Linked DNA regions of Homo sapiens: all the other regions are linked to region 2. The links are chromatin loops, found by intact Hi-C in ENCODE. Cell type or tissue: heart left ventricle. All regions are shown on one strand. Region 1 overlaps MSI2 (musashi RNA binding protein 2). Region 2 overlaps MSI2 (musashi RNA binding protein 2). Region 3 overlaps MSI2 (musashi RNA binding protein 2).

Region 1 (8,000 bases), 160 kb after region 2:
AGGTGCCCGCCGCCACGCCCGACTAATTTTTGTATTTTTAGTACAGACGGGGGTTTCACCATGTTGGTCAGGCTGCTCTCGAACTCCTGACCTCATGATCCACCTGCCTCGGCCTCCCAAAGTGCTGGGATTATAGGCGTGAGCTACTGTGCCTGGCCCGTGCTGTGTTCTTGCCTGTAAACTAGAGCAGATAATAGAATCTGCCTCCTAAGGCTGCTGACGGTGCACTGTAGACGCTGTGTGAGCAGTGGCTGTCATTATCAGACAAAGGATGCCTAGCCATGTGCAGGAATTCTGCAGGGTCACTCAGGCCTTGGTAATCTTGACCCTAAAAGGCCTCTCGAGTCCTTTCTAAAAAAGGGTTTGGGGTGAGGGGAATGGGGCAGAAGTCAGCAAGCACTTAGGTTCTCCCGTTTCTTGTCTTCTTCCCTGGCTCTGCCCCCATCCACCCCAAACCAAAGATGATGACCGGATGTCAGCTGCAATTCCTGAGAATCCGTTAGGGCATCTGACACAGACACCACTGGACTCAGGAGGAGAGAGGCATCTGCCCAGTTTTTGGTAAGGAAGAAAGCAAAGTGGCATCTGCTGAGGTTTACTGTCCCAGGCACGTTGCCCTGGGTGCTCACCCTGTCCTCAAAAGCCCCTAAGGTAGGGACAATGATGATCCCCTTTTGTCTCTGGAGGAACTGAGGTACAGAGAGGTGAAAAGCTTTGCCCAAGGACACAGCTAGTGAGTGACACGGTTCAGGCTGACCCCCTGACAAGCCTGTCTCACACGGGCAGAGCAAACACATTCAGGGGGCAGGGAGGAGATGGGGTTTTACGTGTCAGCTCAGCCCCTAACTTGCTCTTCGACCTGAGAGACCCCTCCTAGGCACCCAGTGCTCCCCTCTGCAGATGGGAGTTGGTTCTTCCAACCGTGTTCTATGGATCTGTGAGTCACCAAGTTCTAGGGCTTTCCCACTCAAGCAGCCTCTCTCAGCCCCTTTTCCAGGCCTTTCTTTGGTGGTTGGGGTACAGATTGGGCAGCCGAGGAGAGGCAGTTCCTGCCGGTGCCACGTGTGCCCGGCACAGCTGCCAGGAAGTCCTATTAGTCAGCACCAACAGCTGCTGCCACAAACACGCGGCACAAACGGAGGAGACGCGCCCAAGACTCTGCTGAACCTTGGGGGTGGTTGGAGAACGAGAAGAGCCAAGGAAAAGCAGGAGTCCAGACCTTCCAGAGGGCTCCACACATGGCCCCCCACTCCCTTTACCCAAGGCCGAAGCCACAAAGTCACCTGAAGCCAAAAGGCCCCACTCAGCCCCAGCCAGCCGGCTTGGCTGGATTTTGTTGTCCTAAGTGGGCCTTCAGCTGCAGACAGGCACAGACATCAGCCAGGCAGACAGGCCGCAAACGGTAGCTGTCCCCAGAGCCCTGAAGCCCCCAGCCATCAGGTTTCCTGTTTCCTCAGAGCAGGGAAGGTGCTGGCAGGTGGGAAGTAACCCCTAACCCCTTCAAGGTGGGTTTGTAAGTATAGGGTCTCTCCCATTAGCGCTTTTCTTCATCCCTTCAAACTTTAATAAGGATGATTTTTGTAAGCATTCTCAGGCTCTCCTGTTTCAAGGAGCATTAAATTTCCAGCACTGTCTGCCAGAGGTATCCCAGGCCCCCAGCGTGCCGGCAGGAGATGCCATTCTACACACCTGTCAGGAAGAAAGGAAGAGTAAGATGGCCCCAGGCCAGCACCGCCTCCCTCGCTCCCACCCCTCTGTTCTCTGGGCATTCCAGGGTCTCGTCAGCAACCCCTCTTGATTTTCATCCAGTCTCATCTTGGGCAACAGAACCTGGGGTTGTGGGTTTTTTCCCAGAAGAAGAAACACACGAGGAGAGGCCAGTGGAGAACAAAACACCCATTTCTTCCGGGAGAAGGGGAGGGGAGATGGCTAACTGCTGGTCAGGCTGTACAAAACCCTATAGAATCCCACAAACCTCGTGCTGTTTAAGAAAAATAAACGCCCACACAAAAACCTCTCCAAGTTCTGAATCTTACAGCAACTCCCCTTTACAAAAGTGAGGTTGTTTATGCTTAAAAACCAAGAAGGCAAATGTCTCTAGAAGGTTTATAAAAATCAGCTGTGTTGGCCAGGCGCAGTGGCTCACGCCTGTAATCCCAGCACTTTGGGAGGCTGAGGCGGGCAGATCACAAGGTCAAGAGATAGAGACCATCCTGGCCAACACGGTGAAACCCCGTCTCAACTAAAAATACAAAAATTAGCCGGGCGTGGTGGCACGCGCCTGTAGTCCCAGCTACTTGGGAGGCTGAGGCAGGAGAATCGCTTGAACCCGGGAGGTGGAGGACCCAGTGAGCCGAGATCGCACCACTGCACTCCAGCCTGGAGACAGAGCAAGACTCTGTCTCAAAAAAAAAAAAAATCAGCTGTGTTGATGTACAGGACCATGAACCCACGCGGAGGCCAGTTTAAATGTACAGCCAAGCAAGGGAGGTCTCCAGGGTGAAGGGAAGAATGCCTCCCTGAGATCCCTTCACCCTTCTGTCCTCCCCATGAAGCTACAATTATGAAATAAATAGTGAAATAATAATGAAAGAAACCCCTGCAGGCATCATCTTTGCCTAAAACAATGACTACTATTGCTACACACCTACTGTGTGCCAGGCAACATGCTTTAAGTACTTCCCATATGGCAATTAATCTACATAATGTCCCTTATGAGGCTGAAATTACATGCATAAGTTTAAATAACAACGAAAAGGAAGAAAGAAAGCACAGAATCAGGCTGAGAGAAAAGGGAAAAGAAAGGGACCCTGGTGAGAGATGCCTTCTGTGCTGGACCTCACAGAGGGACTTTGTCTTATAGGGTCCTGTCTTCCTAAAACAAAGTCTCCAAGAAGTTCAGAGATTTACAACATTATTGAGTCCTGAAGCTGCGATTCAAAACCCAGTTCCAGCTGAGTGCAGAGGTCTGTCTATATGCCAATGATACTTTCATACTTCTTGAAAAAAAATCTACCTCCCAGCAGTGAAAACCAGCCAGCCCAGCTGGTTGCAGGGTGGTGAGGTGACAGAGCAGGCAGTGTGTAGGGCATGGGGACACCTCCCAAGGGATTTAGGAGAGGCAAGAGGGGTGGACCAGAGTTCATACAAGCTATTCAAGAGCCTCAGGGCAGCAATTTAGCACCAAATGCATGAAAAAGAGTCAGCCCTGGGCCTTGGAGGGAGTGGAACCTCTCCCTCTCCTTGGTCAGCCATCTTGTCCTCATGAGTCACCAGGCCCAGGCAAGGGTGTGGGTGGTTCTGCAAACCCGTCCCCGTCAATGGAAACAGAATACAAAGACTTCATCCTCACATTAGTGGGTTACCAGCGTCACTGCCTCCTACAAAGCGCTGCCTGAAAACATCCGTCTCCAGCACGACCAGGTCCCTGCAGCCCTGGGAGAGCGGCAGGGGGCAGTGTTGACAGGAGCAAGCTGGCCAGAGCTACAGCTCCCACCCGGGATGGCCCCTGACCCGAGGCCTCCTCTGAGCCCAAGGGAACCCCTCTGGCCTAGTTTCCTCAGGAGTAAAAAGAGATAGTCCAGGTCTACTCCCTCAAACGTTTCTGTGGCTTAAAATACCAGAAACACCAACATCCCAGGCATAAATAAGGGTACCTGTGGCCTCTTGGCGGACCAGAGGACCAGGGCAAAACCTGCTTCCCCACCTCCTCAGTCCTTACCCTGCACGCCAGGAAATCACATCCACACCCATGCACAGGGGCACATAAATGAACAAACCCACGCTCAGACTCAGTACACAGAGTATGTGAGCCTGCACAGACTGCCATTCATTCAAGTCCCATGGCAGCCTGCCAAATTATAAATAGCCCAGCTCGTTTTTAAGATGACCAGCGTTCAGCAAAGCCCTCTGGCCTTCAGCAGTATATGAGCCTCCTCTTAACCTCTTTTAGCTAGATGCTCAACAAGGAATCCAGTCTGACCCAGCCACGCTACACACACACACACACACACACACACACACACACACACACACACACACACACACGGATAACAAACCCCAGGTAAGACTGTCTGATAAACAGCATCTGACTGATGCTAAGCCCACAGATACGGGGTCCAAAAGGGTATCCAAGTCACAAGAATGACAAACACAAAGCTATTTCAAAGGGAATGAGGGGCACGGCTTCCTGTGCCCCAGCAAGCTCTCAGCAGGCAGACCCAGCTGGCCACCCAGTTCACTTCTCAGACCTCTATTAGAGCACAGGGCACCCATCGCTGCCTCCTCAGCTCACAGTTCAGAACAAGCCCTGCCTCCCCACCCTTTCAAGCACAGTTCAAACTGCCTTGCATGGCTTCTAGGTCAAAACACCACAAGTGACTGGTGGTTTGAAATAAACAGCTAACTCTGGGGAGACCAAACAGTGGAGATAGATCACTCAGCCTCACCCTAAGCTATAATCAAAGAGATAACCATTGGTATTGAATCTTAGCTAGAACAGACCCCCCCTCTTATCCCACCCCAAGCATCACAGACAGAAGTTTCCAATGAGGAATTTCTCAATTCTCTTCATTGTTTCAATTTTCCCCTCTGGCCCTCACACACTATCCCAAGACTTCGGGCCATCCGCTAAGAATCCTGGAAATGTATTCACTTATCAGATTCTTAGGAAATAGTCCAAAGTCTGAGCCTTCTACTATGCTGTGAGCTCCTTCTCTACTAAAAATACAAAAAATTAGTTGGGCAAGGTGGCGCACGCCTGTAATCCCAGCTACTCAGGAGGCTGAGGCAGGAGAATCACTTGAACCCGGGAGGCAGAGGTTGCAGTGAGCCAAGATCGTGCCACTGCACTCCAGCCTGAGCGACAGAGCGAGAGATGCCACCAAAAAAAAAAAAAAAAAGACAAAGCCTATCTCCCCAGTGCCTGGCACAGGACCTGCAATGCCATCCTCCATCTAATGAATGAAAGTCACCTCAAGGGAGGTCCCTGTGGGATGTTGATGAAGGCTTGGGTTGACCCAACTCTCTGCCCGCAAATATCTAATCTCTACCAACAGCCAAGGAAGTGCTTTCTGCAGAGTCCTCCTCGTCCTCTAAATCAGGTGAGGCCATAGTTTGACTACGACATGCCACAACCAGGTTGAGTGCAAATCCTCATCCAGACCTACAAATACCTCTCAGCCTCCAACCTGTAAAATCCCATGAATCACATAGGCTTGATCTGAGCAATCAAAAACTGCCAGAAGCCAAGCCTTCCCCAGCATCAACCAGAGGGACGGAGAAATGTGCCTTAAATCATGCCTCGGGAAACAGAAACCTAATGAAAGTGTCCCCTACTGCAACAAGTCCTGAGCAACTCAACTCAACAGACATACAACAAAATTCCTAGGCCGGGCATGGTGGCTTATGCCTCTGCGGATCACCTGAGGTCAGGAGTTTGAGACCAGCCTGGCCAACATGGTGAAACTCCATTTCTACTAAAAATGCAAAACAAATAGCCGGGCGTGGTGGCAGGTGCCTGTAATCCTAGCTACTTGGGAGGCTGAGGCAGGACAATTGCTTGAATCCAGGAGGCGGGGGTTGCAGTGAGCAACCTGCGCCATTGCACTCCAGCCTGGGCAACAAGAATGAAACAAACGCAGTCTCAAAAAAAAAAAAAATTCCTATGGGAGACCTGCAACCCTCAGGCCCTAGGCTCCGGTCAGACTGGGATTGCCATGGGTCTGCTCTGCTCCTCCGACTAAATCCCTCATCTTGACCCACTTCCATTTTCCCCCTCCTAAAATACTGTATTTTTAAAAATTCCTTAGAGGGAGTGTTTTATTTTCTTAACTGAACTGTGGCTTTCAAAACAGGCCTGACCTTCCTGCTTGCCACCCCTCCTTGTCACGGAGCCACAGAAATTAAATTGATTTTCCCTATCAGTGCTCTGCATCTCAGTGATCATGCCCAGCCTCCAGAAAGTCTGCTTTCTGCTCCATCTCATGAACAGAAGCCCTGCTGCTAAATCTAACCCCACTGGCTCAGGAAGGAGGGGATGGAGGAAGAAGGGGTAACTGAAGGGCACAGGTAACAATTTATGGCCCCCTTGGCACTGTGGTCTTATCTCTGCGGCCAGCCCCTTCTGAGAAATGGTACCCGTTACTGAACTCCCCCTGGGGGGAGGCTATTCCTCGGGGCCTGACTGTTTGCAACAGGTGGCCCAGTCAGGGAGAGGAAAGCTTGCTGTGGGGACCCCATCCTGCCTTCCGCACACCCTACTCCTCTGGGCACGTCCCCAGCCAGGCACCCCAGCTCGGGCTAAACCACCTGCCCCACCCCACCTCTACTGGTGCACTGTCTCCCAGGCGCTGGGAGGTGGAGGCTGCTGCAAAGAAGGCCAAACATGTTCAGAAGGGGCCCTCCATAACCACCCAATCCAAATAAGGTCCCCTTCTCTCTTGTAGGACACACTGTGCTTTCTTTTCACAGCACCTGTGGCACTTTGTAATTACACGGGTGCATGTGCACGGCTTTCTGCGTGCGTCTCTAATGTTGGTCAGTCACACCACATTAGGCCCCATGAAGGTGAGACCATTGTTGCCTTCTTCTCCATGGTATTAAGCACTTCATATTTATTGATTAAGTTAAGTAGAAAAAAGATGCACTTTATCACAGGCTACTAGAAGCAGGATACTAACTTATTTTGGGTTAGGCCTCTTTGGGAATTGTTTGGTCCACACAGAATGCAGGGCATAGAATACATGAACTTGTAGGGTTCTCTGTTTACCTTTTCTCATCCCTCTCCTTATTTTTGTCTTGTTAACAAGCCACCAAAAATGCATCCCTGTCCCATACGGAAGAAAAGAGAGCCAAGGACAAAAGTTTGAAGAAAAGTTCATTGCAGTGAACATTGGAATTCTACCTGGCAACCCGCTGAAAACATTCTTTCCCTCCTCTCCCCAGTCCCTCCAGGCATGTCCCCAATAATTCAACCCCCAATCCATCCTATTGCCAACCATCATCCCCAGGAATGACAGTCCCACTGTCAAGTCCCTCCTTCAATTGGAATTCGAGTTCTGACCTGACCCAAGTTCATTATTGGCATCAAAGAGCTCTGGCTCATTGAGTCATCTTTCTGATGATCTGGGAGCAAAAGCCAAGAGACTTCATTTCTTTATTTCCACTTCATTTTGTTCCAAAGGGATTGGAGGTGTCTTACAAAAATAGCTACAACACGATAAAAATAGACGAAGAAATGAGTTAGGATGGGGAATAAAATAAATCCAAAAGTAAGGTTACTGCCCAAAAATATGCATCACGATTGATAAAGGCAATCCCAAGAAATGAGACACCAAAAATGTTCTTCCTGAAATTCCCTCCTCATCAGGAAGATGGAAAATATTTCTGCTGATATTCAACAGACACTTGACCTACCATCCAAGTCTCGGCTCAACCTTGGGGATTCATCAACAATGCACACACCAGGCTCCAGGCTGTAAGTGTCTCTGATGTCCTTGAATCCAATGTCAAGTACTTCTCAGCTGGGAGAGGTGAGTTGCTGGAGTCAACCCAGGAGAAGGGACAGGAAGGGTGGGGAAAATGTTTTCTCTAAAACCAGAGTACTGTCAGTACTCATCTCTGCTTGCAGAATAACCCTGTCTGACCTTGGGCAGAACTAGATGCTCTCCTCAGTCCCTCCAATTCTAAAACTTTTATGATATTAATGATTAACCGCTGTCATATTCAAGGGAGTGGTTTCATTGGAATGCCCACAGCAAGCGGCATCTTTCACTTCCACCCAAGTCTCCAATTCTGCCTGCTCTCACCCCCCTGCCTCCTCGGCGAGCATGGGCTGCCCAGACCCAGGGGCTCCTCTGCCCCAGGCTCTTGAACCTCTCAACTTTCATTTCCCATGCCTTCTAACACTCAGCTTAGCAAAGCAAGGCCCACGCTGGATCTCTCTCCCCACATCCACCCAGCAGAGCATCAGTTTTCTTTAGTCCATACTTTTTGGAGAA
Region 2 (8,000 bases):
TTTGTCAGCATGCAGATTCTGACTCTGTAGGTCTAGGGTGGGTCCTGGGACTCTGCATTCCTAACCAGCTCCTAGGGGCTGCCAAGGCTGCTGGTACATGGACCACACTTTGATTACCAGCATCCAGACCTCTCATTCCAAGACAAGGGACAACCAAAGTAGCTGTACCCATGAGTTACTTAGCAAATTTCTGTAAATCCTATCACCTTAAAGGAGTAAGAAAAAGGACTATTTAAAGCAGGGGTGTAGCCAGGTGTAGTGGCTGATGCCTGTAATCCCAGCACTTTTGGAGGCAGAGGCAAGGGGATCACTTGAGACCAGGAGTTCTAGACCACCTGGCCAACATGGTGAAACACTCTCTCTACTAAAAACACACAAAAAATTAGCTGGGCGTGGTGGCGCATGCCTATAATCCCAGCTACTCGGGAGGCCGAGGCACGAGAATCACTCAGACCTGGGAGGCAGAGGTTGTGGTAAGCCGAGATCGTGCCACTGCACTCCAGCCTGGGTGACAGAATGAGACCCTGTCTCCAAAAACAAAACAAAACAAAACAAACAAAAAACAAAAAACAGAAAGCAGGGGTGTCCAATCTTTTGGCTTCCTTGGGCCACACCGGAAGAACTGTCTTCAGCCGCACATAAAATACACTAACACTAAAGATAGCTGATGAGCTTTAAAAAAAAAAATTAAAAAAAAAATCTCATAATGTTCTAAGAAAGTTTATGAATTTGCATTGGGCTACATTCAAAGCCATCCTGGGCCGCATATGGCCCGTGGGTCATGGGTTGGACAAAGTTGATTTAAAGTAATCCTGCAGTAGTATTGTATGAAGCAAATAAAAACTCTTCTTGATATTCACTCATCATATAAATCCATATTTTTCAAATACTAGGTTTGCCTAAATGGGCAGCAAGGTATAATGAGAAGAACAGAGGGTTCGGAACCAGAATGACACAGGTTCAAATCCCAGCTCTATCCCTTAGAACTGTCCCACCAAGGAAGATCCACTGCTGCTGAGCTCTAGTGAACCCCTCTGTAAAATGAGATGAGGACTCCTGCTCAGGATGTTGTGAGGACAAAAGGAGACAGCACGCACGTAAAGCACAGTCCCAGTGCCTATAAGCACCGATTCCTTTCTGGTGAATCAGGCGTGAGGAAAGGCTCTACCCGAGATGCCCTCGTCCCAGGCACCTTTCAGGCTGTACCCACGCTCTCACCCAATGAGGGTGGTGATGGCTCCCCAACATCATTTCAAGCTCTAGGCTGTACTAGGCCTCTGCGGATGCCTGGAGGTGGCTCTTGTCAATTCTCACCTCCCTTCCTGCTGCTGCCCGGCTCGTCAGGAGGCCGCTTGAAGGCTGGGCTGTGGTGACTCATCAAGCAAGTGTCCCTGCTGCTCAGGGGCTGCTTCAATCAGGGGGACGCCACGGGAGGCATTATTAGCTGCACCCGCACTGGGGCACACAGAGTGGCCAGGGAGGATCCCCTCTCTGGTGGGTCACGAGGCAGCTCTGTGCATGCATTTGTGTGTGTTTATTGATAAAGAGCCACATTTGCATTTTGCTCTGGCTTGGAGAGCTTGTGGGTTTGGCCCTGAGCTTGGGTGGCAGTCAGCTCCTGACCCATGCTCGTCACTTATCTGTGTCTGTGGCAGTGGAGGAAGAGGCATGGAGATCTGGGACCTGTTAAACCCAAGCGTGGTCCTTCTCCCTAGCTGGGAATCTGGCCTGTCTCCTCTGCTCTTCTCCTAGGAGAACATGGAACCACATGGGCCACGACATAGCTGACTGGGAAAGGGTGGTCAGTGATGGAGGGCCTGCAGCCCAGCTACATAACCCTGAAAGCCCCTTTTGGCCTGAAGGGGACACACAGTCTGATGGGTACAGATGTGAGCTCTGGAGTATAGCTTTCTGGGCTCGAATTCTGGGGCTGCCATTTGCTGACCATGTGACCTTGGGCAAACTGCTTAACCTCTCTCTGCCTTGCCTTGCCAATCTGTAAGTGGGGATAATGATTAAAGAGTAAGTGAAAATCAAATGAAATAAGATGCATGATGCATAAAGTGTTTAGTAGAGTATGTAGTTTGTACCACCCAATGTCAGCTATTAGTGGGATCTTTATGTGTGAAAGGGTGTCATGTGGGGTCTTTCTGGGCATCCTCCTGCCTGGAGATAACCTCCTTAAGGCAGGGCCTACATGGAGAATGAAGGAAGGATTCCTGTGATCCCCACTTCCCAAAGACAGCTATCCTGGTCCCCTGTGAGTAGAATGACTCACGCCTTCTCCTGGCCCTTCTGCATGGTAGAGAAGGAACTCCATTTTAAAAAATGCCCAGGAAGAGACTCCCCGACCCAATTAGATGGGCAATGGCTTTAGGAATTATAATGTGCCTCACAGACATGTGGTCCTTCAGTGAATCCTTTATTTAGTCCACAATTATTTATACAGGGTCTCCTAAGTGCCAGGCACATGAGATTGAACCAGAAGACCTAGATTCAAGTACTATGTCTGTGACTAATCTGCAGTAAGACCTTTCCCATCTGTGAATATAAAAAAATCATGGCTCCAGTATGTACCAGGGGGTGCAGCTATCTGCCACTTCCTGCCAAATACCCAGAAAGATTGCGAGGGTTTGAGGAGATGGGTCTGTGGTTTCACAGCACAGTCCTGTTTATGAAACACTCCTATGCACATTCTAACAATCATCCATGTTCTTGTTTGGCAGTCTCTGAGTTTTCAGTTTTTCCAGATATCTCATTTGAATTCTGTCCATAGCCCAGTTTAAACTCATTTCCTTTTCTTTGGGCCTCAGAAGTAGAAACCAGTATCACAAAAACCAAAACAATTCAGGATGCAGGCTTCTCTACCAACACCCTTTAAATTCCACCCTTCTTCAGAGGAGGGGAATTGGCTGGAGAAATCTCTCTCAATGACAACTCGTGGATGATGGCAAGGATAATGGCAAGAGATAACACAGATCAAGCTTGCACCCTGTGCAGACACTGTGCTAAGTAAGCCCTTTGCTCCTGGTATGTCACCCAGTCTCTAACAACCCAATGAGGCAGTATCATTACCAGCCCTGTCTTACTGGAGCTCAGCAAGGCCCAGTGTTCTTCTCCAAAGTCCTCTCCCAGGGCCTCTAAACTCCCCACCTTGGAGCTCATAACTGTTGGGCTGTGCTGGGAACGTGGACCAACACCTCCAAAGCCTGTCATCCGAATCAATCTGCCCCCACTTCTTCCTCTTGTCTACTTCCATCTTTGCTCATTCTCTTGAAGAACAAGTACTAGCCCCAGATTCAAAGGCAAACACAAACCCTTACACTAAAAACCCGGTTACGTGCACCTGACATAGTCACCCTCCACCTGGGTGGGAGAGAAGGCGATAAATATGAAACAGGAAAATGGCTGCAAATCTCTCTGGCTTCAAGCCAGCCCCATGGGTTCTTCTTCTGGGGCAGAAGCTCTACTTCCTGATTGCTGCCCGGGTTATCTGGGGATTCACCCTCCCACCCCCAAGCTCCAACAACTGTCTATATAGTTCCTTTGGCACCAGTAAGCTCAAGACCTATGCTCCTTCGCTCTCTGGATAGCCTGGGACCTATCCCCTGAGCCTCAGTTTCCCAGGATAAAGCCTTTCCCCATCTGTGTCTCGGGTTTGTTTCAAAGCCTGTCAACAGGGAAGGGCTACACATATGCATTCAAGGTGACAAATGGAGCAATGTCCTTCCGGTCTACATCTGGCCTTTCCTGATGAACCCTTAAGGCTTGGCAAGACAGGAATGGCATCTGCCAGTACTCTCTTCTATTCCCCACTGCCCAGCAGCCTTAGTGGAGCCTGTCAATGGCGTGCTCTGGCTAGGATAAACAAGGCATCTGGGCAGTGGATGCAAGTTTCATTTAAGTCCTCTCTCTCTCTTTTTAAAAATAGCTAGTACTGGTCGGGCACAGTGGCTCATGCCTGTAATCCCAGCACTTTGGGAGGCCGAGGCAGGTGGATCACTTGACGTCAGGAGTTTGAGATCAGCCTGGCCAACATGGTGAAACCCCGTCTCTACTAAAAATACAAAAATTAGCTGGGTGTGCTGGCACATGCCTGTAGTCCCAGCTACTTGGGAGGCTGAGGCAGGAGAATTGCTTGAGCCCGGGAGGCGGAGGTTGCAGTGAGCCGAGATCGTGCCACTGCATTCCAGCCAGGGCAACAAAGCAAGACTCTGTCTCAATTAAAAAAAAAAAATAGCAAGTAGTAACCTACCAAGAGAAAAGTACCAACTGTAAACTTGCACGGACATCTGGGGAGCTGAGAAAGCCTATGAGGGGACCTGTGTTATTCTGTCACACTTATCTCCCTCCTACCATTTTAATGTCTGAGTTGATGCCTCCAACATACAGTACGCAAAAAAAGAGTATTTTCATTTCAGATGCATATGATGGCAAGGAACAATACGAACAATATTATTTTAGTGCCCTGGGAAAAAATTAGCAAGTCAAATATTGAATCAGGCCTGTAGCGCCACATGCTAAGCAGATTGCTTTGATCTTATCCACACTAAAAGCTCTATTATTGAATTTAAAGTTGGTGAACACATATCAGACCAATATACAATGCATGTCTGAACGCATGTTTTAGAAGCAAGAAATGTTTTGACAAAAGGAAGAAAATATTAAAGTTACAGCTGCAATTGAAACACAGATTTGCCCTCCCTCTTCTCTTGAGGCTGGAGGCTCTCGTGGCCAACCAAAATGTTTTTGCTCCAAAGGACTGGTTCCAGAAACACCTGCTGAGCTTCTATTTTTCTGGAACCAACAAAGAAGGGAATTCTCACCCTCCTACTCAATCCGAAGAAAGGAGTTTGTGAGTGTGCAAATGCTATGCATGATATGGCACCCTCTGGTGGCCACTGATCTGGGAGGCCTACACGACTTCCCAAACTTCCAGTAATCCAACCTCCCTTCCTCTTGAGGCTGCTGTGGCAGAAAAAGGAACTTTAAAGAGCCAAAGAGAGGGAAGGAAGCAGCTGATCAAGAGGGCAGAAATTAATTGATGGCAAGGGAGGGAATGTTAATTTTCCAGCAGGACCCAAAGAGAAAAATAGTTTGGTGCAGTAAACTTCCTATCTAGGATATACCTCTCAAAAGCTGCACAGCAAAAGAATATCCTAAGCCAGGTGCCAGCAAGTTACGACTCATAGGTCAAATCCCGCCCTTCTGCCTGTTTATGTAAAGTCCAAGAATTGAGAACGGCTTTTACATTTTATTTTATTTTTATTTTTTTTGAGACAGGGTTTCACTTTGTTGCCCAGGCTGGAGTACAGTGGTGTGATCATGGCTCACTGCAGCCTCAACCTCCTGGGGTCAGGTGATCCTCTCACCTCGAGTAGGTGGGGTACAGGTGCACTGCACCCAGCTAATTTTTTTTTTTTTTTTTTTTTTTTAAGAGATGAGGTCTGGCTATGTTTCCCAGGCTCGTCTCGAACTCCTGGCCTCAAGTGATTTTCCTGCCTTGGCCTTCTAAAGTGCAGAGGTTATAGGCGTGAGCCATCATGCTTGGCCTGGTTTTTACATTTTAAGTGGTTAAAAAATTAATATTTTGTGATCTGTGAAAATTACATAAGGTTCAAATTTTGGTGTCCATAAACAAAGCTTTATTGAAACACAGCCCCACTGCTTTATGTATGCATTGCCTATGGACGCTACCCAGCAGAACTGGGTAGCTGCAGTCAGCTTTATGGCCTGCAAAGATGAAAATATTCACGACTTGGCCCTTTACAGAGTTTGTCCACCTCAGTATGAAACAACTGCTACTGTTCACAGGCCTGGACCCCGAGCATCTAGCCCCCTCCCCACCCCTGCCCACTCCAGCCTGATGATGGGCTGGACCAGTCTGCAAGACTGGGTGTGTACGTAGAGAAAGGGGGCATTCCATTTCAGCGCAACCCCTACACACTTACCATTTTATTATTGATTTCATGGAAATGAATCTCACAGACTTTCTCCACAACATCTTCATTCTCAAAAGTGACAAAGCCAAACCCTAAAGGAAAAGAGAGAGAAGAAAAAACAAAGAGAGGCGGGGTGAGTTCAGTTCTGGCAGGCCCAGGTTTTTCTCTGACGTCCTGAGGTCTTGACAGCCTCCTGGTCTGGGGGTAGGTAGGCGGATCCTTGGGAGGACCTTGAGGTTGGAGGCAATGATTTCTAATTTGTACTGAGCACCCTTCCGACAGCGAGGAAAAGTTAATGATTTCACCCACATGCAGCGGGCACTGTGTGGTTTACATTTGCCCCGAAGCAAACAAGAAATTTACTTGTCTGTTATTTACAAGGGTCAGAGCCCCGCGGCTCTGTGCACGGCAGCAGGCGGGTGGGCTAACCAGAGCCTCGTGGATCACTGCGGGGCCACGCTTGCCCTTTCCGCGAGCAGCCCTGGCCAGCCCTCGGGTCGGCCTCCAGACGGAGGTGGTTATTTGTCCTTTTCTTCCTGAATTACTTCCTCTAATACCTCATCAGGACATCCTGAGGCCTGGAAGAAACTATTAAAAGTTTCAGGCCTCTGTTCCGCGCAGGCATCCTTTTTATACTGCTGCTTCAAAAGCGCTCTGGATTTGGGGCAGTTTAAGACTGTTTGATGCCTGCTGTCAGCCCGTCAGCTATCCACTGTATGTACTCTGCTGGAGACCGGCTTTGCTAGACAAGCTGCACTGAAGAATTTTGGCAGGCGACTGCTGCTCAGTATCCTCAGTTCCTCTCCTACCCTCCTGCCCCTTTCTTTCTTCTCCTCCCGCCTCCGACAGCGTTTCCAGCATGTGGCCCCATCTGTGACCCCACTCAGTAAGTGCTGCTTTACCACATGGCCCCATGCAGGGTTGCACCCTCCTTGGATGGGATGCAGCTGCCACATGGTAGCGTTAACATGGCGAGGGAGCACAGGCCATGGGGGCAGACACACTGATGGGGAGACTGAGACCTGGCTTCCACTTCTCACTGTGCATCTACTTTATGTTTAATCTGGGGGAGCCCCTTGCCCTCTCTGAGCCTCAACTTTTGCATCTGCAAATGAAGGTGGTAGAACTGGACCCTGGGTTTCACACCTCCTGTCACAGCCCAAATCAGGATTCACAAGGCTGTCTGCTGCCATCTGAATGTTTGTGGCTGCCCCTTGCTGCCCCCCGACCCCCCACCCAGATTCATGTTGAAATCCAAACTCCCAATGTGATGGTATTAAGAGTTCAGGCCTCTGGGAGGTGATGAGTTCGTGAGGATGGGGCCCTCATAAATGGAATTAGTGCCCTTACAGAAAGACATTAGAAAGCTTGTTTTTTCTCTCTACCATGCGAGGATGCAACAGGAAGGCAGCTGTCTGTACACAGGAAGGGGGGCCCTCCCAGAAATGACCATGCTGGCACCCTGCTCTTAACTGCCAGCTTCCAGAACTGTGAGAAATAAACCGTTTTTCTTAGACCATGGTACTTCATTATAGCCGCCCCAGCTAAGACACTCTTCTCCCCAAAGGTATGAACCTGGCTGAACACTAAGCCAGACACACCAAGCAGGAAGACAAAAACTGAATGGCCAGACACACCAAGCAGGAAGACAAAAACTGAATGGCTGTTCTATCACAATTATATTATGATAATTGTGTTTCCAGTCAATGAGCAAAATACAGATGCTTCCTTTTCAAACTCTGTGTCTATTTTGGGTCCCTGCAACACAAGACGGAGAGGGAATTTCTCAGGTCCCTTCTGACTCTCATGCATCCAACTCTAACATCACCATCTTCCAAGGAACACCAGGAAACAGGGAGCTGATATGTGGAGCTCCTTTAGCATAGCTCCTGCAGGGACTAGCAGATTCTTCGGTATGAGAATAAAAAAGGCTACTATCTGCTCTCAAACCATTTCCAGTAAAACAGAGGGCTAGGACCACGAAACACAGCAATCGTGATCTTTATCATGTCATTTGCTACCACCACCCGCCAAATACTGGGCCAGTGCTCCCAGCAT
Region 3 (8,000 bases), 330 kb after region 2:
CATCTTGGCCAGGCTGATCTTGAACTCCTGACCTCGTGACCCACCCGCCTCGGCCTCCCAAAGTGTTGGGATTACAGGCATGAGCCACCGCACCTGGCTGGGTTTTTTTTTTTTTTAATTATTAGTAAAATATGCTTGTGTCCAATGGAGAAGATAAGGCATGAACCTAAATACCATAAAACTCAGAACAAAGTACCTAACGCAATCCCCGGTGCTGAGCAGAAACTTGGTAAATAATTTCTGAACTACTGAAAGTGGCAACTGACTGTACCATAGATATGGTCCACCCCACTCCCGCCATCGCTCCTCCCTGGCTTTGGTGATCACACCTGAGAGCATGTCATAAACTTATCTGTTTGCTCACTGCTTATTTGCCCCACTAGAGCAAAAGTTTGGTGACAGCAGGAACTTTGTCATATTCTCCACACTATCCCCCGAATTTTGCACAGTATCTGGCAAACGGTCGGTGCTTGTTTGGTGAATAAATGAATGAGTGAATGTCTAGCACAACATGCAACAGATGTATGTGCTCCACAAGTTTCTGCTAATTTATTATTGTTGGAAGGGGCTTAACCAAAGAAAAGGTAAGTGCTGTGGAAATCCAAAGAAGTATGACTGTTTCCACAAAGGGGCAGGGACAGCTTCGTGGAAAAGATAATGATGAAGCTGGGCTTTCAAAGAGGGTCTGTTGTGTACAGAGAAGGGAAGGGCAGTGCAGAGAGGGAAATCTGCAAAAGGACAGGTTTCTCAAAGAAGGGTGAGCATTCAGTTTCAAGGCAGCAAAAACTAGAAGAATTGAGAGATAAGGTGGAAAAGACCCTGGTACAGATTTTGAAGGACCTTAATTAAGCACCAAGCTAAGACGTCGAGACTGTGTTCCATGCACATCAGGAAGCACCGAGTATTTCCTGAATCCCTCCAAAAGTGGGTGCACGCATACAGTTGGCAATGAACAAGGATTAACCCAGCTCTTGTTAAATGAACACACTAGATCAAACGGGAAGAGAGAGATGATGAACTACATCTCCCCTGTGTGTTCTCGGGGTTTTCGGCCGAAGATTGTCCGGGTTTAAAAATACAAAATAGGACACAAAGAATGGACGCTGCCCCAAGCGGCACCTGAGATGGTCAGCTGGTTCCTCCGAGACTGCCTTCTCCTCCCTTCCCGGGCAGCAGAGGAGGCTCACCTGTCTGCCAAAAATCATCTGACAAAGAACACAGGAGCTTCATAGTCCTAGGAGACTGACCTCAACAATGAAACGAAAGCATGTGAGGAACGGCAAAATCCAGGGAAAGGACATTTGTAGGACAAGGTGCCCCTCCTCCTTAAGCTGACACCTGCTACTGACTTGGAACATAGGAAGGAGCGGTGCTCACCGACAAGAAAGAAGCTAAGCCACTAATCCTCCCAGGTCCTCGCTGCTGTGGAAAAGGGCTGCAGACACACCACCACATCCTCGCTGGGAACGAGAAAACCCACTGGCAGGCCAGTTCATGGTGGCTGCCGAGATGACAGCTGCAGATCATCCAAGATGGCAAGATGCTAGAATGACCCGACCCACAGCAGCAAGGGAAGGCCAGATGCCGAAAACTCACCCTTCGCCCTTGAGAAGCTGCCAAGAAACCACTCCCCCAGAACAGGAGGTGTGCGTGTACACGCTCGGGCTGCCATTGCACCCATCTGGATGCGTGCTTAGCAGAGAACCTTCCAGGGCCCTGAAGCCACGTCAGAGGACAAGACAGGAACAGGAAAACCTGACTGCTAGCTCAGCCCTGCTACAACCTAAGTGTGGATCTGAAGCAACCAACGTAACTTTACTGGGTAGCAGCTACCTCCACGGTGAAAAAAGCAGGCTGGACTCAGTTCGTTCATTTAGTTACCAAACAGCAGCCACCAACAGTTCCCTGCCCTCAGGGAGCTTACATTCCAATTAAGATTTTCCTTCAGTCATTTCACCATTGTACTTTTTTTTATTCTATTAAAATAATTATCTGGTCGGGCACGGTGGCTCATGCCTGTAATCCCAGCACTTTGGGAGGCCAAGGCAGGTGGATCACCTGAGGTCAGGAGTTCAAGACCAGCCTGGCCAACATGGTGAAACCCCATTTCTACAAAAATACAAAAATTAGCCAGGCATGATGGCAGGTGCCTGTAATCCCAGCTAGTCGGGAGGCTGAGGCGGGAGAATTGCTTGAACCCGGGAGGCGGAGGTTGCAGTGAGCCAAGATCTCACCACTGCACTCCAGCCTGGGCGACAGAGTGAGGCTCCGTCTTAAAAATAATAATAATAAAAATAATAATTCTATAATAATAAGATCAACAGACATTTGCGGAGTGCTGTTTTATGCCAGACTCCCAGTGAAGAATTTTGCATTTATCCTCCAAACAACTAACTGCAGGCAGTGAGTACTATAATTCTCCCTCTTTTACAAAGGAGGAAACTGAGCCTTGGGGAGGCTTAAGTGACTCGCCCCTGGCCACCCCGCTGTGACTGAAGGCAACTAGAAATAGGTTAAAGAAGTGAGATCTCCCTGCATCAACAGATGAGGTTCTGGCCTCTAAAAGTTAAGGAAGGAAATGGCAATTGGGAAAAGATGGGAATGTTTTCTTATACACAAGGATAATTAAGACAGATGGTGAGTACACCCAGACCTCGCTCTTGCTGAAAGATGCTAAAGAGTCTCTTGGTTCCTCCACATAGAAGAAAATAACCCACGAGCTCAAGCAAAACTCTTCCAGACAGCCAACACTCCAGTCCAAAGGGAGCAAAGAACAGGGAGTGATGGATCCCCATCATCCTCATGTCTCCAAAGCCTTCAAATTAAGTCATCTTTTTAGAAGAGCATGACCATTTTAATTTTTAAAAAGATAAGGGGCTGGGGGGGAACTCTTACATATTTTACAAAATGAAATAATCATCCAGAGAAATACGAAGATATAGAATGAACCAGTCTTCTTGCCCTGATCAAAATATACCTCACTAATTAACAGCCTCTAGTCTCCGAAGCGTCTCCCCACTCTACTTCACTTGAGATGTGAACATTTACATCGCAAAGGGGGATACATAAACTGTAGGATTCAAAACCTTCCTTTGGTGACTTATTAAAATTCTGGTCTAAACAGATTTTTATTTATATGATACATTAGAGAATATTATGACAGTACTAATATGAAATCTGTTCTTCACTGCCATGGATTTTCTTTCTTTTTAAGTTACCATTTCTTTCCACTAGTCTTGTTTTAACACCTCCACGGAATATTTCTCTGGCGAGCGTTAGCAAGGAGGGACAGCCAGAAAGCAGAGAAACTCATTTTAACTGAAACACACACTGACATATCATTTACAAGCTCCTCGCCCATCCCACGAGGAGGGGCAGGGTTCCCTCTGCCACTGTGACCTGAACACAAAAACACAGAAGTTTTATTGAAGGGAGATAATCGATAAATAAATCAGGGTCGACTTAAAGTTCTATGCTCCTGGGTTTTGGCCCCCAGCGCTAACTCCAGTCTGAAATCCCGGTGGCCAGGCTCAAATTCTATTGGAAAATAACCGTAGACAGGGAAGACACTTTCTCCCCACCCTGTCCCAATTCCCAACCACCATACAACCTTGGCATTTACTCTGTTGCCTCACTGGGGTTGAGTAACTCCAGAACCATCTGAAAAGATGGCCTGAGGGGTCAGATCAAAAGATACAAGACAGTGTCACACACTGGTATAACATGATGGGGCAAGGCAAATCACCTAGGCCCAGGAACGCAGAACTTCAAAGTACTGGGCCTCTGGCTATGGTTCCCTCAGCACAGCCCGCTGACCTCTCCGAGCCCATCTCCTGTCGCATAGCAGAGGGGCCATCCCCTGAGGTACCCCCACAGCATGGCACAGTGGTGAAGGGCCCAGTTCTACAGCCAGGTTGCCTGGGTATGGCTCCTGGACATCCATCTGTGCCTCCGTTTCCTCATTTACAAAATGAGCTCATACTAGTACTCTCCTCATAGGGCTGCATGAGAATTAAATGGATTAATAAAGTCTCTGCAATAGTGCCTGGCATATAAATTCAACTAGTATCATTATTATTACTCAACCTCTCACAGGATTGATGTGAGGACTTAATAAAAATGGCAGAAAAAAATAGCAGGTTGGCCAGGCACAGTGGCTCACGCCTATAATCCCAGCACTCTGGGGGGCAGAGGTGGGAGGATAGCTTGGCCCAGGAGTTTAAGACCAGCCTGGGCAACACAGTGAGATCCCATCTCAAAAATAAATAAATAAATAAATAAGATAGCAGGTTAACGCTTCTATGGCATTACCATGCAACGTCTTTTTTTTTTCAGTCCCTTTACCTTTATTAATTTACGTAATCTGCAGAAAAACTCTATGAGATGGAAAAACGAAGGTTCAAGGAAGTTAAACGACCTGTTCAAATTCACACAGCTAAGGAGTGGCACCACCAGCATCCGAACCCAGGCTGTCCCACTTGCAAACAACAACCGGAACAATGATGAGAAAACCGACAAGAAAAATAATGACAATGACGAAGACCTTTGTCGCAGACCATGCTCTTTTACTCTACACAAAAACCTTCTGGGAGAGCTATGTCATCACTCCTACTTTACAGATGAGCACACTGAGACTGAGAGAAGGTTAGGGACAACAGCCAAATGCCCCAGGAGATGGAATTCAGATGGAGATAATGAACAGCCAAGTCCTCCGTAAAGTGAAGTATGTCATACACAGTAAGGTGTTATTATTAAATCCCTAGAATTCATGGAAAGATGTTCTCCCCCAAGTGGTTTCATGTTAATTCACCTACAAACATTCCAGATGTGGAGTTGAGGGTTGGGAAAGGAATGCACACTTTGACAAGTTTGAGAAACATTCTGTCTCGTTTTCAAGTTGAATGCATCACTGCAGAGTGTATTAAAGTGAAATATTGCTTTTCTCATTTAAAAACAAAGTTAAGGAAGGGGGACAACAAAGGGGAGAGAAAAACAGGTCAAACCCATGGTTTTACCAAGTAAGGGATTTTTCCAGCTTCCCTCTTGGGTAATCTGATCCAAGCTCTGAGTGATCAAATGACTAACCTGGAAATTTGAAGATTCACACTTATGGAAGAAACAGCAATTCCTCCAAACCCAGGAAATACTGCTAACTCTGGGAAGCCCTCTGAAATGTGAAGGATCACAGACAGTTTGGGAAGTAACTAAAACAATAAGGGCAATTCCAAAGTTTGTGCTAAGTACAAAAATAACCTAATCATTAATTCCTATCATTTGCTTAAGCATTACAAAAAAATGCCTGAAGAAAATATTTCATTGTATTTACTTAAAAAGTTGTGTTTCCATCTTTAAAAAAGGGAGAAGAGAACAAGGAGGGAGGGAGAGAAAGAAGGAGGGAAGGAAGGAATCAATCAATCAAGTGGTATGCCCCAGACCTGAAATTCTCAAAGTACCATCACAATCACCAACTTTTTCTATACTAATGTGCAAAACCATTCCTCTCTTTACACGATTAAAAGGTTCCACTTCTGGGAGACTGTGCATAAAGAAATAAACTGAATTTGCTAAAGCCACAACCTTTTCCGACTTAGAAGCTTCAACTTTTCCCCTTTCCCTAAAAGAATGACAAATCCCGAAGATACATAAAAAGCATTTCTTCCAGTGCTACATAAGGAAGAAAAATAGTAACTAAAAAGTGTAAATGTAACATGTAAGCCATAAGCCCTTCCAATTTAACCTTAGGCTTCAAGCAACTGTGTTCTCATAGCCACACCTGGCAAGCTCAGTGAAAACTATGTTAACGACACACTTCTAAAAAAGTGAAGCCCTATCTCAATTCTTTAAGCAAGTCTTGTAGTGCCACTCCTACAAGGTTACAACATTTTCAGGACTTCTCCACCCAGGCACCAGCACTTGCACAAATAAGAAGCACTGTTGGTTTCAAGTATGCCCTGACTTATCCAACCAACCTAAAACCAAGATATCCACTGCTTGCCCTCCCAGATTTAAGGCTTTATGGGCCTAAGAAGTTGTCTTTTCCAAGAAAGGATCAGCTGTTTAGTCAAACTCTACTCCTCTGCATTAACTCCAAGTTGTAAAGCCTCAAAGAGTACCCTCCGAAAGAGTCACAAGGAAATGTTCGACTTTTCCTGATATGATATTGGAAATGCTTAAAAAACAAATAGAATCCTTGCAAAAAATACTGCAGTCGATGGAAACACGTCCTCCCACTAAGCATCAGACTTGTCCCTGCCCCCAGGTGGATGTTCAGAAGCCACCTTGGGATGGCTAACTTAGAGACGCATGGTTATCTCACAGGACTACTTGCCCAGCCTGTCCTGATACCCCGAAGGAACAGTGAATACCAGGCTTCAACAGTTCATGGCCAATGCTGTTTGAAATTTGAAATTCTTGGCAATCATCTCTGAGTGCTAAAATCCTACTGTTTATTCTCCTACTTACCTTGGGTTGCGCTCGACGAGGAAATGCAACTTTGGGGTCAATCTGGGAAAAAAAATAGAAAAGCAGGAGTCAATAAAGTACTTTAAGGAAAAAATATATGATTAATCACCTAATTATTAATCACTCATTTCTCAGGCTTATAATCCAGCTTTTAGTAACTTCTCAGGCAACTCAAAAGTTTCTTAAACTTTGATCTCAACTTTAACCATCCCTCCAACAGATCAGGTAACTAACATAGCTAGCTAGCCTTTCTGAAATGACCCACCATGCATTTCAGTGTGTGATGCTCTTAATAAACCAGATCTCATGTAATTCTTATTTAGGCAAGGGCTTCTTCTTCCAGACACTGAATATTAAATGGTATCTACATCTAATTTGCTATGCGTGGCTGGGAGAAAAGATGGGAGCATCATTATCATTGGGAAAAAAATCATAACCTGAAAATTAAATGTAAGTATTCTCTAGCAGTAGGTAATTGGATGGTATTTCTTCTCCCTGATGATAACTAAACAACACAGGAGGGAAAGGAGCTTCCAAAAATTTTTTAAATCAACAACATCCAAAAACTCCCCACAGACATCCAACACAGTGCTCTGCTTGAGTTAATTAATTCATTTTAGCAAAAGTAAAGTTACCCAGGATTAACCAAAAAGATCATCTGTTCTGTAGCTATACCTCAAAAGATAAAAAATAATTTTTTGAAGTAAAGAAAATGAAGCATGTGAGCTAAATCCACCTGGATTTTAAAAACAACAGGGAGTAAAAATCTATAAGCAACCTAAACCCAAATTAGAAAAGAAATCCCATCATGGGGAGGGCACCAAAAAAAAAAAAAAGTTACTGAATACAAGAAGTAGTCAGAATCTAGTGCAACAAGTAGGGAATTCCCCTACCCCAACCTCAATCCGAGTGGAAAAACATCCTCCAGTCCAAATCACACACTTGCAAAACGCATGATGCTCAATCAGGGTCTAGCTGTACAGCTCAGAACAGTTCTCCTGGAAGCATGTGAATCTAACAGGCTGATGTGAGGGAGGAAAAAAGTGACTGCACAGATAAAAAGAGGAGGAAAGAAATGTGAAAATATTCCCGTTGTCGGTTTTCATTGAATTTCTAAATGTCACAAATCTTTGGGTAAAAATGTAACACAGATAGTATAAACATGCTACCAGTTATTTATTTCCAGGCTTTGGCTTTCATATTAAAATGTTTTCCTTTTAAAAAGTAAATCTGAGCTTTGTTTTCACTTCTGCCATGAGAAGGAGCAGGGGAGAAAAGAGTAATGCTGTGGAGGAAAGTAGGGAGGTGGGGGTGGGGAGTGGGAAGCACGGAGGATAGTTCATTTGTTCCCTGACTTACATCACCTAGGGTCCCAGCCAGAAAGACATATGAGGATTTCCTGCTGTTATTACGGGGGCTTAAAGACCTAATAAAAGTCTGCATTGCATTCCCTACCTTTAAACATCACCTGAGAAATGAGAGATTACTTTTCAAAAACTAAAATAGACAAAAATCTCTGATCTAGAAAACTACCCTTT

What was found. Peaks named below come from ENCODE experiments on the same cell type or tissue, not always from the same donor. Only the 100,000 strongest peaks of a DNase experiment are listed, where the experiment ranks them.
Region 1: a loop joins it to region 2, with 2.2 times the contacts of the local background. A loop is called at or near these places in 9 of 110 quality-filtered maps.
Region 3: it touches region 2 in a loop (2.1-fold over the local background); 17 of 110 quality-filtered maps call a loop at or near these places.

What each region holds. Positions count from the first base shown.
Region 1 is chr17:57,436,461-57,444,460 of GRCh38, reverse strand. The region is part of intron 6 of MSI2 (musashi RNA binding protein 2); the gene reads right to left. Among named protein-coding and RNA genes, the nearest start is that of MSI2-AS1, 170 kb to the left of the region's middle. RefSeq lists silencers at 141-210, 3,673-3,732 and an enhancer at 3,203-3,262. In heart left ventricle, a CTCF peak has its summit at 3,442 (motif pointing right); DNase peaks (open chromatin) are centred at 1,100 and 3,410; H3K27ac peaks cover 1,609 bases.
Region 2 is chr17:57,594,902-57,602,901 of GRCh38, reverse strand. It overlaps MSI2 (musashi RNA binding protein 2), which reads right to left. Exons shown (of 14, transcript NM_138962.4): 8 at 5,952-6,034. MSI2-AS1 (MSI2 antisense RNA 1) reads left to right here. Exons shown (of 3, transcript NR_110807.1): 3 at 894-2,038. Among named protein-coding and RNA genes, the nearest start is that of MSI2-AS1, 9.5 kb to the left of the region's middle. In heart left ventricle, a CTCF peak has its summit at 4,898 (motif pointing left); DNase peaks (open chromatin) are centred at 1,426 and 4,892; H3K27ac peaks cover 2,885 bases.
Region 3 is chr17:57,260,655-57,268,654 of GRCh38, reverse strand. MSI2 (musashi RNA binding protein 2) reads right to left here. Exons shown (of 14, transcript NM_138962.4): 5 at 6,463-6,504. Among named protein-coding and RNA genes, the nearest start is that of MSI2, 8.1 kb to the right of the region's middle. In heart left ventricle, no CTCF peak of the experiment used is centred here; no DNase peak of the experiment used is centred here.